Regions from separate parts of the Mus musculus genome. Here region 1 is linked to region 2. Evidence: chromatin loops called from intact Hi-C (ENCODE). Cell type or tissue: heart. All regions are shown on one strand.

Region 1 (2,500 bases), 160 kb before region 2:
TTCTATCACCTTCAGCCCAGCAGCACTTGACAGAACCTCCCTGTGCCCCACTCACTCCAGCCCTAGCCTTGATTCTCCACATGCACAAGAGGGCTTCTGCCTTCTGCTCAGAACTCTCCATGGCTCCCACCTACTGCAGAGACAGACCCAACAAGCCCTCCTTTGAAAAGGCACACACCCCTGCCTCACTTCCATCTTCGTGTACATGGCCCCAGCCACACCACCTCTCCTCTGTTCTCTTCACATATTCAGGGCAGGATGGAGCCCCAGGGCCTTGGCACTTGCTGGTTCAAATGCTACTCACAGAGCCTCCTCCTGCCCTTCATGCTTACCCTGGCTGAGCTGAGCCTCTCTCACCCCAGTCCTCTCTTGGATAACCTCTCCTCAGCAGCCATCGCTGTCTGAAGCAGGAGGGGTCTAGTTCACCTGCTTACTCATGCGTTACCTTAGGTGTTGATGTCCCCACCGGCACGAGTGAGCACAGAAGGCCAGGGACAGAGGCAGCACTGTTTCTGAGCCTCACTTTCCCCATTTGAGCTGGCTCTCCTCCCCCTAAGGCCATTACAGTCCCATGAGCTCACACCTCTGGAGAGCATGGCCCCCAGTGGGAAGCAGGTCACCTCTGGCTCCTTCCAAGTCCAGTAGCAGGTCTGCTGTTATTTTTAACCATGGCTCTGGTGGGCTGGGCACACTCTGGCTCCTAAGGCTGCAGTACAGGGAGGTCTCTCAGCAGCCTCCGAGGCTCACTGCGCTAGGGGACCCTGGTGTGGAGACTTCAGGGAGGCTGCCTAGCACCCAGATCTGACTGCTCACTTTTATTCTAAATCAGGCTATGTTACCATGGCTATTTCTATGCTGAGCACTGGCCTATCCCAGACAGTGCCACCCTGGGCACTGTCCCTAGCAGCCTAGTTCCTGAGTGTCCACCTCCCCGACTCCACAGTATTTTTAAACCCTGCCCTAGGCTATCCTTCTTGCCACATTCCTTTGGACTGGGTTGGGCTGTACCAGTCATTCCAGCCAGGGGGCTCAGCCTGGTGAGCAGAGGGATCTAACAGAATTCCAGGACTTGCAGGCTGACTGTGTGCTGGCCTCACATGGGAGAAAGGCCCCCCCCAGAGCGTGACCCCAAGGTGCTTACTGTCTGACAGTGACAGTGTCCAGTCTGGAGACAGGGGCTGAGATGATAGTTGAACTGTCCACACAGCCTTCTGACTTCTGTGACTGAGAGGGCATCCCGAGACTCCAGGGAAGGGTGAGGACTGGGGCAACTGCCAGCTCCTGCCCCAACTGACAGGCAGTAGTAGCCTTGGGGCTAGGAGGTACTGGGCCCACAGTTCAGAGAATCTGCAAACCTAGACAAGGGCACAGGTGGGGGTTGTGGGCAACACTGCCAACCAAGCTACAGCCCCAATGCTTAATACTTGAGATGTTCTGAGAGCCAAACAACATTCTTGCATGATGCGGGCTCAGTCCAGAGCCTTGTCCCACACCCAGACTCTGTGTATGCCTTTCCCAGTTCTGGACTTTGGGAAATGGATTTAAAAAGTAGATAGAGACTGTAGTCCATTCCTGAGGTCTGGGGAGCTGCTGAGCCCCTACTTCTAACCTGTGGGGTTTGTGAGCTGATTGTCACAAACAGCGCTTAGCAAACATAACACTCTCTGCCCTTAACATCAGAGAAACCACGGTTAAAAAGATAGGCACTATTCCATGGACCTATCACATTCTTTTCTTTTGGCTCTTTTAAGTTGTGATTTTGTTATTTAGCTTGGGCTGGCTTTGAACACACAACCCTCCTGCTTCAGCCTCCTAAGTCCTGGGGTCACAAACGCGTAGCGTCTCTTCTTTCTTTCCCCTTCTAATCTGTCTTCTTTCTCTTGATGTTTGTGGATTGCGCTGCTGTTCGTCTCACCCTTCCTATACCCTTGAGTAATCCACACTTCCTGTCTTGCTCTATCAGGTGGAAACAACAGATTATTTCCATCACAGAAATCAGTAAATGTAAAACCCAGCATGCCCTTTTGCCTAGATGAGTTGTTAAGTGTTTAGCTGCAACTCAGACAAAAACAGTATGCAGAGAAACTCGCACTCTGCCTGCCAGTAGAAACTGACTACAGTGGAGAACAGAGCCATGGGGGCTTCGGGCAGCACCGAAGATGGGAAGGTCCTGGAAGGCCTTCATAGGAGGTGACCAGAGACTCCAGTAGAGGGGAAAGGGAACTGGGCAAACGGTGGCAGGAGGAGGCTCAGGCCAAAGGACAGCCACCTCGAGAAGCGAGCCTATTGGCTCCAGAATTGGAAGGATTTGGGTGGCAGGGGATAGAGCAAGTGACAGTTGGGTAGCAATGGTGTTGGGGTGGGGGTTGGGCAAGAGTCAGTTGGGCCACAAAGGACTTACAGGCCAGGGAGAGGAGAGGGATTCTTGTGGAACTTGGGCCAAACATAGTTTGCCTTGTCTTTTCATGCACTGTACCTACAGTGGAGCAGAGCTGGAAGC
Region 2 (2,500 bases):
TGCAGGTGCAGGTGCGCGCAGGGCACGCACGGTGGTCCGGGCGCGCGCGCGGGGCCGGAGCGCGCGGGGCAGGGCGCACGGTGCCCAGGGTGGCCGCGGCGCCCCCCACGCCACCCGCGCCGCGCTAGCAGTGGCCCGCCGAGGCCAGCAGCGGCTCGGGCAGCTGCTTGAACAAGTTCCGCAGGGTGCTGAGCTCTCGCGACAGCTGCTCCACCTTCTTCTGCAGCCGCTCGTTCTCCGCCGTCAGCTCCAGCACCTTGTGCTGCGTCTCCAGGTTGCGCATCTTGGCCTTGTCGCGGCTCTTGCGCACCGCGATGTTGTTGCGCTCGCGCCGCATCTTGTACTCGTCGCTCAGCTTGTCCACCGTCTTCTTGGCCTTGGCCTTGGCGGGCGCGGCCGGCGGCCCCGCGAAGCAGGCGGCGGGCGCGGCCTTGGCGTCGGCGGGGCTCGGCGTGCCGGGCGGGCTGGACGACGACGACGTGGACAGGCTGCCGCTGCTGCCGCTCGGCGTCGCCTGGTAGCCCAGGTAGGCGCGCAGGGCGAACGGGAAACCGGCCGCCATGGCGGGCGCGTCGTCCGCGCGCTTGCAGTCCGCGGGTTCGAAGCCCGGCTCCGCCTTGAGCGCGGCGGGAGGCGGCGGCGGGAAGCAGGCGGGCGGCGCGGCCTTGGCGCCCGCGCGGCCGAGGCTCACGTAACCGTAGTCGGCCGGCTTCTTGCTCGGCTTGGCGCCGTAGTCGTCGGCGAAGAGGTCGGAGAGGAAGTCGTGGTGCGCGGGCGCGGGCGCGGCGAAGTCCGCGGCGGGCGCGAGCGGCTCCAGGTAGGGGCTGAAGTCGATGGCGCGCTCGTGCTCGCCAATGGCCGGCTCGGCGGCGGGGGCGCGCGGCGCGGCGCGGGCCGCCTTGGCCCCGTAGGCCAGGCAGTCGGGCTCGTAGTAGAAGTTGGCCACTTCCATGGGTCTAAAGGCGGCGGGCGGCGGCGGGAGGCATGCTGCGTCCCAGGCCAGCAGGCGGTGCATGAACGCGGGGCCCGCGGGCTCCGCTGCGTCCCGGTCCCGTGCGCGGCTCGGACTCGGCGCGGCGGCGGCCGAGCGGGAGGTTTATAAGGCGGCGCCTGGCAACGGGCTGCGTCACGCTGGGGCCCCTCCCGCCGCCCCGCCACCCGGTCGGTGCGCGTCATTGCCCGGCCACGGGAGCGCGAGAGGGCGCGGCGGGGAGTGGGGCGCGGCGGGGGTCCTCGCGCGGGAGGCTGAGCGGTGACCCGGGCGTCCCGCCAGCCCCGCGATGGCCACGGACGCGGGTGACGCCAGCCCGCCCCCTTCCCGCCCCTCGGGAACACGGAGGAGCGCGGCCGCCGCCCGCCCCCTGCTGGAGGACGCGGTGGCTCGTCCCGGCTCCGGTCCGCTGTCCCGGACCCCCAACTCTTGGGAAACAGATCGTTCCTCCAGCTACACGACCCCAACCCTCGGATCCTGCCCGCTGTCCCCGGGCCCCAATTCCCTGGAAGCAGCCTTCCACGGGGTGCATGTCCTCCCACCCAGGTGCTGCCCACACCTCTGGGACCCCCCCCCCAACTCCTGGGAAGCAGAACTCTCCAGGTGCACGCCCACCCCGGGGATGCTCGCTGTCCTGGATCCCAGCCCTCCACCCTATGTATGGCCCGCCTACCGCACCTGCCTACGCCACTCCCTGCGCCTCTCCATGAAGGTGGCAGGGCTGGGGGTTCTGCCACACTGTGTCTGGGTGAGTCACTTTGCTTCTGAGTTCCCTCCGTGGACAGTGTTGGTATTGTTAGTAGTGGTGTCATCAGAGACAAACGGACCCCCGAGAAGTACGATGCCTTCCTAAGACCTGCACAGCCCTGCCCAGAGGCTTCTCAGGTGATTGCGGTGGGAGCATGGTAGACCCCACTCCAGCCATAAGGACCCAGCGGTCACCCTGCAAGCTGGGGAGGCAACCCCTCCACCCCGTGCACTTGAATGGGCTGGGATCACCAGCCTCTCTCCGGTGAGACCCTTTTGAGGACGCCCAGGGCAACTCTTGGGGCCCACCCTTCTGCCACTCCTAGGTGGGCCACTCAAGCAGGAGCTGCCAACCTGTCAGGGGCTGACCCCCGACCCATTGACCCCAGCCCTGGCCCCGGCAAGCTGGCGGGGTGTTGCTCAACCTTCGGTGTTATCTGCTGAGCTGGGGTGACCTCCGCCCCCAAGAGCTGGAGAAATGACATCTCCCTGTGCCCTTGGGGGTGGGGGGCAGGGAGGGAAAGGGTAAGACGCTAGCCCTGCCTGCCTGCGGCTTTCTGGCCTTCCCAGCAGCCTCTGGGCCAGGAAGGGATCAGGGCCCAGAGAGGCGTGGTGACATCCCCAGGGCCACCCAGCCAGGCCTGGCTGTAAAGTGGGACGTTGGGGCTTCACTAACGGGCCCTCCCTTCTCCAACACTGGTGACTATTCTTCCCTGCCTGTAGGTCGCCATGCACGCACGTATTCTTTCCCTCAGTTTCCCC

The links. Peaks named below come from ENCODE experiments on the same cell type or tissue, not always from the same donor. Only the 100,000 strongest peaks of a DNase experiment are listed, where the experiment ranks them.
Region 1: it touches region 2 in a loop (3-fold over the local background); 5 of 42 quality-filtered maps call a loop at or near these places.

Annotation. Positions count from the first base shown.
Region 1 is chr2:167,847,401-167,849,900 of GRCm38, reverse strand. Gm32800 (a long non-coding RNA gene) reads left to right here and starts at 2,059. Exons shown (of 2, transcript XR_375287.2): 1 at 2,059-2,190; 2 at 2,483-2,500. It overlaps Gm32845 (a long non-coding RNA gene), which reads right to left and starts at 1,494. Exons shown (of 8, transcript XR_375289.3): 1 at 1,142-1,494. In heart, a CTCF peak has its summit at 1,008; DNase peaks (open chromatin) are centred at 630 and 2,430; H3K4me3 peaks cover 425 bases; H3K27ac peaks cover 2,500 bases.
Region 2 is chr2:167,687,537-167,690,036 of GRCm38, reverse strand. Cebpb (CCAAT/enhancer binding protein (C/EBP), beta) reads right to left here and starts at 1,122. Exons shown (of 1, transcript NM_009883.4): 1 at 1-1,122. The coding sequence starts at 1,015. The coding sequence ends at 125. In heart, CTCF peaks have their summits at 1,157 and 1,363 (motif pointing left); DNase peaks (open chromatin) are centred at 16, 986 and 2,316; H3K4me3 peaks cover 1,853 bases; H3K27ac peaks cover 1,757 bases; H3K27me3 peaks cover 928 bases.